Regions from separate parts of the Homo sapiens genome. Here regions 2 and 3 are each linked to region 1. Evidence: chromatin loops called from intact Hi-C (ENCODE). Cell type or tissue: mammary epithelial cell. All regions are shown on one strand. Region 1 overlaps NXN (nucleoredoxin). Region 2 overlaps NXN (nucleoredoxin). Region 3 overlaps NXN (nucleoredoxin).

Region 1 (4,000 bases):
TTAAAACGGTGAATATCTACTGATTACTAGTTGCTGGAAGACGTAATATGTACGCATTTTGAGTTCTTTGGAAGAAAGATGCTAGAGAAATGCAAACAATGAAATATTAAAGCATGGCATGACAGGTCTGCAGATATGAGACTCTTTTTTTTTTTTTTTTTTGACACGGAGTTTCACTCTTATTCCCCAGGCTGGAGTACAGTGGTGCGATCTCGGCTCAATGCAACCTCCGCCTCCAGGGTTCAAGTGATTCTCCTGCCTCAGCCTCCTCAGTAGCTCGGATTACAGGCATGCACCACCACACCCGGCTAATTTTGTATTTTAAGTAGAGACAGGGTTTCTCCACATTGGTCAGGTTGGTCTAGAACTCCCAACCTCAGGTGATCCGCCCACCTCGGCTTCCCACAGTGCTGGGATTACAGGCGTGAGCCACCGCGCGTGGCCGAGTCTCTTTTAATAGACTCAGATATTTGACATTTCAAAAATGGAGAGTCAAGCTTTTTCCTATTTTTGAGCACAGAATCACACGGCAATCCAGTTGCACAAGAAGCTGCTGGGACTCACCCAGCTGTGACATCCATTTGCTCATTTAGTCCTCTTTAAAACACTCATTGAGAAACAAAAACAGACCGAGCGCGGTGGCTCACGCCTGTCATCCCAGCACTTTGGGAGGCCGAGGCAGGTGGATCATGAGGTCAGGAGTTCAAGACCATCCTGGCTAACACGGTGAAACCCCGTCTCTACTAAAAACACAAAAAATTAGCCGGGCGTGAGGGCGGGCACCTGTGGTCCCAGCTCCTCGGGAGGCTGCGGCAGGAGAATGGCGTGAACCGGGAAGGCGGAGCTGGCAGTCAGCCGAGATCGCGCCACTGCACTCCAGCCTGGGTGACAGAGCGAGACTCCATCTCAAAAAAAAAAAAGAAAGTCAGGATTCACAAAGATTCCAAATTCATAGCGATTTTCCTTGATTGTCTTGGAATACGCATAAACGGTAAATTCAATGCAACACAGAAAACTAAGCACCTTGGTGGTTCACACCATGCACCACTGGGAATTCAGATCATGAAGAAAGAAAACACATCCTGGCCGGGCGCCGCAGCTCACGCTGTGATCCCAGCACTTTGGAAGCCGAGGCGGGTGGATCACCTGAGGTCAGGAGTTCAAGACCAGCCTGGCCAACATGGTGAAACCCTGTCTCTATTAAAAATATAAAAATTGGCCAGTCACGGTGGCTCACACCCGTAAGCCCAGCACTTTGGGAGGCCAAGGCAGGCGGACCACCTAAGGTTGGGAGTTGGAGACCAGCCAGACCAACATGGTGAAACCCCATCTCTACTAAAAATACAAAATTAGCCGGGCGTGGTGGCACATGCGCCTATAATCCCAGCTACTCGGGAGGCTGAAGCAGAAGAATTGCTTGAACCCAGAAGGCAGAGGTCACGGTGAGCTGAGATGGTGTCATTGCACTCCAGCCTGGGCAACAAGAACAAAACTCCATCTCAAAAAAAATTTAAAAAATACAAAACTTAGCCAGGCGTGGTGGCTGGCGCCTGTAATCCCAGCTACTCGGGAGGCTGAGGCAGGAGAATCGCTTGAACCCAGGAGGCGGAGGTTGCAGTGAGCCGAGATCGCGCCACTGCTCTCCAGCCTGGCAGAGCGAGACTCCATCTGAAAAAAAAGAAAAAGAAAAAAAGGAAAGAAAACACATCCTATGCCAAGCCTGTGCTCTCCTGGCCAAAATGAAATCATGCAGGAAGGATCCCACCTAGTTCACAACGGGACGAGCTGGAGCCCTGGAACCCTGATCACTGTCAGGAAAAAGGAAGATCCCCAAGGGGTTTGTTCAACCCCGACCCCAGCTGTGCACAAAGCCTGTTTTCTCAAATGTGTGTGCACATTACAACACCTTCCCAACAAAAGGTAGGAATATTTTAAAACGTAGAATCAGGGCCGGGTGCGGTGGCTCACGCCTGTAATCCCAGCACTTTGGGAGGCTGACGCGGGTGGATCACGAGGTCAGGAGATCGAGACCATCATGGCTAACACGGTGAAACCCCGTCTCTACTAATAATACAAAAAATTAGCCAGGGGTGGTGACGGGCCCCTGTAGTCCCAGCTACTCGGGAGGCTGAGGCAGGAGAATGGCAGGAACCCGGGAGGCGGAGATTGCGGTGAGCCCAGATCGCTCCACTGCACTCCAGCCTGGGCGACAGAGCGAGACTGCGTCTCAAAAAAAAAAAAAAAAAGGTAGAATCAAATCAGTGACCCTAACTTCCAGGGCTTGCCTCTGTGCTCTAGCTCACATTCCAACCCGTGTCAGAAGACAAATCGATCAGCAAGAGCTGTGGACGGCTACTCAGAGGCAGGCCTGAGCTGCTAACTGGGAGATGAGTACCAAACCAGCAATGCCTACATGTCTGAGCAAACCCATCCCGCAGCATTCCAGAGCTGGGACGGGAGGCAGGTCCACGCTAGAGGTGGCGTTTCTACAGCTCCAGAGATGAGCACCCTCCATTTCCCACGCGAAACAGCAGTCTTTCAACCTCTACACCGCCCAGAGTTAAGCAAACAGGGTCAGCGGAAGACACACCTAATAGCTTTGGGAAACCACAAAATGATTGCTTTGTGCGTAATTTCTCTCAAGAAGAGTGCCTGATCATCTTTAAGTTACAAGGGTGACTGAAAGGGTAACTTAATAGTAACTTAAATCTTTCCCAGGCTTCGTCGATCAGCAGCAGTCTGGAGCGTCATTGGCAGATAGAAATACAGAGCTCAGTAAGTATCAGTAATATCCCGGGACTTTAAGGCACTGTATTTGTTGTTTCATTCTTCTAGGTCTTTCTTCGCAGTTATAATCTCTTATGGGGCAATTTTTTTTATTTAATTTTTTTTTTCCAAGACGGAGTCTTGCTCTGTCACCCAGGCTGGAGTGCCGTGGCCCGATCTCAGCTCACTGCCAACTCCACCTCTCGGGTTCAAGCGATTCTCCTGCCTCAGCCTCCCGAGTAGCTGGGAGTACAGGTGTGTACCACCACACCTGGTTAATTTTGTATTTTTAGTAGAGATGGGGTTTCACCATGTTGGCCAGGCTGGTCTTGAACTCCTGACCTCAAGTGACCCACCCACCTCGGCCTCCCAAAGTGCTGGGATGACAGGCGTGAGCCACAGTGCCCGGCCATTGTAGGGCAATTTTTTTGACACCTTCATCAAATCCCCTTGTATGCTTGTAAAAGTCATTGGTTTGAAAAGTTTAAAAATATACCTCATGCCGGGCGCGGTGGCTCATGCCTGTAATCCCAGCACTTTGGGAGGCTGAGCTGGGCGGATCACGAGGTCGGGAGATCGAGACCATCCTGGCTAACACAGTGAAACCCCGTCTCTACTAAAAATACAAAAAAAATTAGCCAGGCGTGGTGGTGGGCGCCTGTAGTCCCAGCTACTCAGGAGGCTGAGGCAGGAGCATGGCGTGAACCCGGGAGGCGGAGCTTGCAGTGAGCCGAGATCGCACCACTGCACTCCAGCCTGGGTGACAGAGCGAGACTCCATCTCAAAAAAGTATATAGATATATATATATAGATATATGGATATACCTCATAACCGTTTTACAGTTCAGTAATGTGATAGATTCCCAAGGCTCAAGCTATGAAATGAATGACTAAACTTAATGATCATTTATCTAAACACAATAATAGCATTTATTGAGCACTCACCACATGCCAGGCACGTGTATATTATCTCGCGTAGCCTTTACACAATAAGGCAGGTGCTGTTATCACAAATGGAAAAGGAACGTGTGGTACAGAGATGTACAGCGCCTTGCACAAGGACACACAGCTAATAAACGGCAGAGCGGGGGCGTGAACTCAAGCAGAAGGACAAAAGACTCTATATTTTTAGCCATGTATTAGACTGCCTTATTATGCAGAGAAAAAACAAAGAGATTAAAAAATATATTACAAATGATGGAACAAGAAAAAGCCTCTCAAGGAACATTGCTCT
Region 2 (4,000 bases), 68 kb before region 1:
GAACCTGAAAATCACGGTGAAGGTCCTCGGGACATCTACATCGAGGCAGAAACAGATTTACTAGGGAGAAGGCAGTGGAGAGAAAAAGGCGACACAAGAAAAGATGCTGCCTCACTGGGCCGTCCTGCCCTGTCCCCTCCCCCAAAAGGTGAGCAGAGAAAGCTTTTTAAAGGCAACTGTCACTCAGTGGCAATGCCACTGGCTTTCTAGGACTTACTTTCTTCCCTCCAAACCTGTTTACGAAGGAGACGTGAGGAAAAAAGGTAAGAGTCACACAGAACAAGCACCACGACAGCCCCTCCCATCATCAGCCCCTCCCATCATCAGCCCCTCCCATCATTCCATCCACCACCCTGGTACTCACACTATTTTAACACAACACAATGGCCTCTGCCCATCATTCTTTTTTTTTTTTTTTAAGACTGACTTTCGCTCATCACCCAGGCTGGAGTGCAATGGCGCGATCTCAGCTCACTATAACCTCCGCCTCCCGGGTTCAAGCGATTCTCCTGCCTCAGCTTCCCAGGTAGCTGGGATGCACCATCACGTCTGGCTAATTTTTTATATTTTTAGTAGAGATGGGCTTTCTCCATGTTGGTCAGGTTGGTCTCGAACTCCCGAACTCAGGTGATCCGCCCACCTCGGCCTCCCAAAGAGCTGGAATTACAGGCTGAGCCACCGCACCCAGCCTCCCCTCCCATCATTTCATCGACCACCCTGGTACCCACAATATTGAACACAATGTATAACTATAATAACAACAATAATAAAAGCAGCTAACAGTTATGACGTGCTCACCTCTTCAATTCTGCTACAAGTTTTTTTGTTTTTTTGTTTTTGTTTTGAGACAGAGTCTCACTCGGTCACCCAGGCTGGAGTGCAGTGGTGCCATCTTGGCTCACTGCAACCTCCTCTTCCAGTGTTCAAACGATTCTCCTGCCTCAGCCTCCCAAGTAGCTGGGATTACAGGCGCCCGCCACCATGCCCAGTCTCTGTTTTTTGATCTATGCTTTTTTTTTTGAGACAGGGTCTCGCTCTGTCACCCAGGCTGGAGTGCAGTGGTATGATCACAGCTCACTGCAACCTCTGCCTCCCAGGCTCAAGCAGATTCTCCCACCTCCACCTCCTGAGTAGCTGGGACTACAGGCGTGCGCTACCACACCCAGCTAACTTTAAAATTTTTTGTAAAGACGGTGTTTTGCCTTGTTGCACAGGCTGGTCTCAAACTCCTGGGCTCAAGTGATCCTCCTGCCTCAGCCTCCCAAAGTGCTGGGATTCCAGGCGTGAGCCAGGACACCCAGCCTCTGCTACAAGTTCTATACATATGGGCTCACTTAGTACCCACGACAACCCTTTGAGGTATTATTATCCCCATTTTCCAGATAGAACACTGAGGTTCAGAGAGGCTAAGGAGCTGCCGGAAGTCATACAACGTATTATGACCGCAGCCAAAGGGCCTGACGCCTGCCTTCATTCAGGGTAGACCAAATCCCCACTGGGGCGGCCCCCTCCGAAGCCAACCTCACCCCCCACGGGCAGATTCCTAACAAAATTCACGCTCCCTTGTTTGTGGTAAAAGTCACTAGTCTGTGGACAAGGAGGAGTTAAGGCTGCATTTGTAGACGCAGAACCTAGTTTTCTGAGTTTTGTGGGCTGAAGTCAGACTTGTAGCATTAACTTTAACGTAAATTTTTTTGGAGGTGATTCATGTAGAATTCCTGCCAAGAATTTTCATAATTAGACTGAATAAGGCCAAACTCTGTCCGTACATGCCTCACCGCGTCGACTGCCCTAAGAGTTCTTCTGCAGCCCCAGCAAAGCCTGGGGAAGGGCTGGCCGAGCGGACTTCCAAAACTCCCAGGTTGTAAGCGGGCCTTGCTGCGGAGAGCGGGACCTGCGGGCTGCCCGGACGTCGGACGCCGTCCGGCTTCCATCCGACAGACTGGCCCCAGTTTTATGGTGCCCCGTGGCCACGAAGGACAAAAGGAAAGGACGCACACGTCGGAAAAAGCTTATAAAACAAGAGCCTTTCCCAGTGGCCTCTTTTCCGAGGGCTGTAAAGTCTCTCTCTCTGATGTGGTGATTTTCAGCATTTTTCCCCTCCACTTTGACCCAACACATTCCCATCAGTAACAGGAACTCACCCACATGGCAGTATTTTTTCGTTTACTTGTTTGTTTTTGAGACACAGCCTCACTCTGTCACCCGGGCTGGGGTGCAATGGTGCCATCTCGGCTCACTGCAACCTCTGCCTCCCGGGTTCAAGCGATTCTCCTGCCTCAGTCTCCTGAGTAGCTGGGATTACAGGCGCATGCAATCACATCCAGCTAATTTTTGTATTTTTAGTGGAGATGGGGTTTCACCATCTTGGCCAGGCTGGTCTCGATCTCCTGACCTCAGGTGATCTGCCCACCTCGGCCTCCCAAAGTGCTGGGATGACAGGCGTGAGCCACCATGCCCGGCCCTTGGCAGTATTTTTTACAGGTAAGGGAAGAATACACATCTTTACTCCTCACCCTTAGAGAAGCAGAGTCTGTATGACATGAAGGGTTTGGCAAAGCCCCCTGCAAGGTCTGTTTCCCGTCTTCTGCTCCTCTTCACACACAAGCGTGTGTGCCACATTCACACTCCTACACCCACAACTACGGATCTAACACACAGTCCCCAAACATACACTCTGCCAATGAATCAAGACTTACCTGGAAGGCTATGTCATTAAAATCACTGGAATTATATTAAAATTCTAAAATAGGCCAGGTGTGGTGGCTCATACCTGTAATCCCAGTATTTTAGAATGCCGAAGCAGGCAGACTGCTTGAGCCCAAGAGTTCGAGACCAGCTGGGCGACACAGCAAGACCCTGTCTGTAAATGTAAATATATATATATATATATAGATGCCGGGCATGGTAATGCACACACATAGTTTCAGCTATTCAGGAGGTGGGAAAATCCCTGGAGCCCAGGAGCTAAGAGGCTGCAGTGAGCTAAGAATGCACCACCACACTCCAGTCCAGGTGACAGAACGAGATCCTGTCGGTTAAAAATAAAAAAAGTGAAATAAAGAATGTATAAGTTTCTTAAAGCAGTCTTCAAAACAGAAAGGGAAGTTTAAAGCAACCTGCTGCCCCAAAATGGAGGGGTGCTCTTACAGGCTAGAACGTAGTAAAATATGAGACATGTTACCGATACAAGACAGAAATCATGCTATTGCAAACCACAGAAAATAGTTCTAGGCCAGTGCCGTTCAATAGAAATATAATGTAAGCCACATGTATCATCTTAAATTTCTTAACAGTGAAAGGTAAAAAGGGTTGGGCATGGCATGGTGGCTCACACTTGTAATCCCAGCACTTTGACAGGCTGAGGCGGGAGGACTGCTTGAGCCCAGGAGTTTGAGATCAGCCTGGGCAACAAAGCGAGACCCTATCTCTACAAAAAATTTAAAAATTAGCTGGGCATGGTGGCATGTGCCTGTGGTCCCAGCTACTCAGGAGGTTGGGGTGGGAGGATCGCTTGAGCCCAGGAGGCAGAGGTCGCAGTGAGCCACAATCGTGCCATTGTACTCCAGCCTGAACTACAGAGTGAGACCTTGTCTCAAAAAAAAAAAAAAGAAAAAGGTAAAAAGGTACAGGTGAAGTTAATCTTAATATATTTTAACCCAATACATCTGAAACATGATCATGTTGAAATGTAATCAATATAAACGAATAGTAATAGGACATATTACATTCCTTTCATCGTATCTGGGTCTCAGGGGCCTGGTGCACTTTATACCTTCAGTGCATCTCGATGTAGACTTGCCTCATTCTCAGGTACCTGCTTCGCAGCCATGAGAAGCTAGTGGCGGCCCCTGGACCACACAGCTCTGGGAAGTGGCACCATATAGTTAAGAAGTGTCCAGGGTTCTACTTACTTCTAAACTGTGTATTTTTGAATGACTGGCCTGGAATTAATAAATAAATAAATACCATGTTTTTTAAAGTTTTTTTTTAAAGAAAA
Region 3 (4,000 bases), 140 kb before region 1:
TCCTAAACTCAGGCAGAGCTCATGCCTTCAGGATGGCGAACATCAGAGCCACCCAGGACTGAGAGAACTCACTGTCCTTTTTAAAAAAGCATTTCTCAGGGCCAGGTGCGGTGGCTCACGCCTGGAATCCCAGCACTCTGGGGGGACGAGGCGGGTGGATCGCTTGAGCCCAGGAGTTCAAGACCAGCCTGGACAACATGGTAAAACCCTATCACTCCACAAAAAAATACAAAAATTAGCCAGGCGTGGTGGCCACTCCTGTAGCTCCAGCTGCTTAAGAGGCTGAGGTAAGAGGATGCTTTGAGCATGGGAGGTCAAGGCTACGATGAGCTGTGATCGTGTCACTGCACCCCAGCATGAGTGACGGGGCAAGACCCTGTCTCAAAAGGGCTGCACTGTCTGGCATTGCAGCAGCTGGGAAAGACCAGATGACTTTACATCCAGTGTTTGCTCTGTCTAGAGATCATCCTGGCAACGTATCCACCCAGGGTGCATTTTGTTAGTCTTGCTCTGTTGCCCAGGCTGGAGTGCAATGGTGCGATCTCAGCTCACTGCAACCTCCACCTCCTGGGTTTAAGTGATTCTCCTGCCTCAGCCTCCTGAGTAGCTGGAATTACAGGCACCAACCACCATGCCTGGCTAATTTTTGTATTTTTAGTAGAGATTCAAACCTCCTGACCTTATGATCCGCCCACCTTGGCCTCCCAAAGTGCTGGGATTACAGGCGCCCACCACCACGCCCGACCTAATTTTGTATTTTTAGTAGAGATGGGGTTTCACCACGTTGGGCACGCTGGTCTCGAACCTCCTGACCTCAAGTGATCTGCCCGCCTTGGCCTCCCAAAGTGCTGGGATTACATGTGTGAGCCACTGTGTCTGGCTAATTTTTGTACTTTTAGTAGAGACAGGGTTTCACCATGTTGGCTGGGCTGGTCTCAAACTCCTGACCTCACCCTCCCAAAGTGCTGAGATGACAGGCGTGAGCCACCACGCCTGGCCCCAGGGTGCATTCTCATGATCCCTTGCTGAATGGTCTTCTACCACAGCCACCCAAAGGCCACACAATGCCAACAGAAAACGTCACAGCAGGCCTGGCGCGGTGGCTCACGCCCGTAATCCCAGCACTTTGGGAGGCCGAGGCGGGCGGATCACAAGGTCAGGAGATCGAGACCATCCTGGCTAACATGGTGAAACCCTGTCTCTACTAAAAATACAAAAAATTAGCCGGGTGTGGTGACGGGTGCCTGTACTCCCAGCTACTCGGGAGGCTGAGGCAGGAGAATGGCGTGAACCCAGGAGGCGGAGCTTGCAGTGAGCTGAGATCGTGCCACTGCACTCCAGCCTGGAAGACAGACCGAGACTCTGTTTCAAAAAAAAAAAAAAAAGAAAACGTCATAGCAAACCCCCAACGCCTACAACTCTACTGTTTATGATTAGTTCATCAAATTCAGAAGCCAGGCCACAGAGAACAAAGAAAAAAAACAAAGAGGAGACAAGATTAGCTCAACTTGGCAAAAATGGAAACGGATGACAAAGTGGGTTATCCAGTTACTTGAAAGTTCCCACTGCTCCGCCTGGCAGTGGGTTCTGCTGAAAGACTCCAAGGCTGTGGTTGGAACTATCCTAGGAATGCAGGCCAGAAACGCTTCTACAGTGACCAACAAAACAATGAAACACATATCAAAAGGGACGGGACTGGGAACCGGGAAACGGTAAAAATGCCAACGAGAAAGTCCAGCAAATCTGAAACACCGGTGGGATTCGTCAGCCTCATAGAGGCCGCAGGGAAAAAACACCGGTGGGATTCGTCAGCCCCCACAGAGGCCGCAGGGGAAAAACACCGGTGGGATTCGTCAGCCTCATAGAGGCCGCAGGGGAAAAACACCGGTGGGATTCGTCAGCCTCATAGAGGCCGCAGGGAAAAAACACCGGTGGGATTCGTCAGCCCCCACAGAGGCCGCAGGGGAAAAACACCGGTGGGATTCGTCAGCCTCATAGAGGCCGCAGGGGAAAAACACCGGTGGGATTCGTCAGCCTCATAGAGGCCGCAGGGAAAAAACACCGGTGGGATTCGTCAGCCCCCACAGAGGCCGCAGGGGAAAAACACCGGTGGGATTCGTCAGCCCCCACAGAGGCCGCGGGGAAAAAACACCGGTGGGATTCGTCAGCCCCCACAGAGGCCGCAGGGGAAAAACACCGGTGGGATTCATCAGCCCCCACAGAGGCCGCAGGGAAATGCAGCCTGGTGATTTCCGAGAAGTCCCAGTTCCCGAGAGCAACATGGAATCTGCCCCCGCATGCTAAGGACCAGGTCTTGCTCTTGACTGGGGAGCCTCAGCTTTTCTTTCCAACAGCTGCTGCAAATCTGTGGGATCAAGGCAAAGCCAACGCAGATGTAGGATTCATCCGCAAACTCCTTGGCCAGGTCAGCCAAGCCTTCTCGGGCAAACGTCACCCCTGCCCTCCAGCCAAATGCCGACCACAATCAAAACCATCCTTTCTGTGAGCAGCATTTGAAAACAGAGCCCTAAATGTGCTCTCACCCTTTCTAACCCCAAATGACCAAACACCATGATATACACTGAGAGCAGGAATCCCCCTCATCCCAGCCTCCAATGTCACACCAGGACGAACACTGAGGTTACTCAGCACAGGTTCCGGCTCCAGAGCCCGGCTCTTCCATCTGTTCCAGCCGCTTATTAGTGGGTGACCCTGGTGAGGTATCTCACCGTCTCTTGGCTTCCTCAGCTGCAAAATGTAGATAACAGAACCTACACCTCACTGAACTGCTGTGAACATGAGTTACATAGAGCGCTTAGCATAAAGACTGGCCAATATTAGGTATGAAATAAGTGTTAGTTGCTTTAAGCTAAGGCGCTGACACAGACAATGGGTCTCATTCTGTGGCCCAGGCAAAATCATGGCTCACTGCAGCCTCCACCTCCCGGGCTCAAGCCATCCTCCCACCTCAGCCTCCCAGAGTGCTGGGATTACAAGCGTGAGCCACCACACCTAGCTTAGTTGCTATTATTATTATTATTATTATTATTATTTTCTAGACCCAGAGTCTTGCTCTGTCGCCCAGGCTGGAGAGCAGTGACACAATCATAGCTCACTGCAGCCTCCACCACCCGGGCTCACGTGATCCCCCCACCTCAGCCTCCGAGGAGCTGGGACTACGGTCGCACACCACCATGCCTCACTAATTTTTTGATGTTTTGTGGCAACAGCGTCTCGCTATGTGCCCCAGGCTGGTCTCAAACTCCTGAGCTCAAGCGTTCCTCCCATCTCAGACTCCCAAAGTGCTGGGGCTACAGGTGTAAGCCACTGTGTTCAGCCCCCATGCCATCTTCTAAATGCTCCAGCAGGACCTTGTCCTCATATCCCCAGAGGTAAGGCCCAGTCTTGGATCCCCTTGCTCCTGAGGCATGATTCCCAGTGTGTGATTTGGCCCATGACTGCAATCCTCAGAGCCTAGTATACCTGCTGGCCAAGAGCAGTGCCTGGGCACATTATGTGTCCAATAAATGATAGATGAACAACAAATGAACAGAGGAAGGGAGAGAGGAATCACCGTCCTAGGTCAGCCAGAACAGATGCCCCCTAATCAGTCCAGCTCAGCTACTTAATGGCTTTTTCATGACCACGGCTCCCCCTTGTTCCTGGGGGGCCCAGAATGCTCCTGAAATGGCAGAAGAAATGATTCGAATCCAGCGCTGGTGGGATCAGAGCTTCTCTCGCTTTGCCCGATGGTGCCTTAGATCCTGTACCCTCCCCACCTGCGCATTCTGCCTTCGCCTGGAGCTGAAGCAGAGAACAGACCAGCCCGTGTGACCAAGGGAAAGGGGCCGGGGGTCCGGGCCAGGCTGATCCGAGCCGTCACCAACCTATGAGAATTCCAAACCCTCCTGGTGGCTCTGCCATTTTGATGCTACATGTTTTCAGCTGGTTCACAGAGAGGACCTATGCATGCCCCAAGGATGGCAAGAGCGTGAGGTTC

The links. Hi-C counts contacts between places; a loop is a spot of excess contacts. Peaks named below come from ENCODE experiments on the same cell type or tissue, not always from the same donor. Only the 100,000 strongest peaks of a DNase experiment are listed, where the experiment ranks them.
Region 2: a loop joins it to region 1, with 6 times the contacts of the local background. A loop is called at or near these places in 21 of 110 quality-filtered maps.
Region 3: it touches region 1 in a loop (9-fold over the local background); 3 of 110 quality-filtered maps call a loop at or near these places.

What each region holds. Positions count from the first base shown.
Region 1 is chr17:970,802-974,801 of GRCh38, forward strand. The region is part of intron 1 of NXN (nucleoredoxin); the gene reads right to left. Among named protein-coding and RNA genes, the nearest start is that of NXN, 7.0 kb to the right of the region's middle. RefSeq lists enhancers at 1,630-2,131, 2,132-2,631. In mammary epithelial cell, no CTCF peak of the experiment used is centred here; a DNase peak (open chromatin) is centred at 2,430; H3K27ac peaks cover 2,573 bases.
Region 2 is chr17:902,380-906,379 of GRCh38, forward strand. The region is part of intron 1 of NXN (nucleoredoxin); the gene reads right to left. Among named protein-coding and RNA genes, the nearest start is that of NXN, 75 kb to the right of the region's middle. In mammary epithelial cell, no CTCF peak of the experiment used is centred here; a DNase peak (open chromatin) is centred at 1,742; H3K27ac peaks cover 3,248 bases.
Region 3 is chr17:833,939-837,938 of GRCh38, forward strand. All of the region lies in intron 1 of NXN (nucleoredoxin), which reads right to left. Among named protein-coding and RNA genes, the nearest start is that of MRM3, 54 kb to the left of the region's middle. RefSeq lists an enhancer at 1-344. In mammary epithelial cell, no CTCF peak of the experiment used is centred here; a DNase peak (open chromatin) is centred at 1,503; H3K27ac peaks cover 811 bases.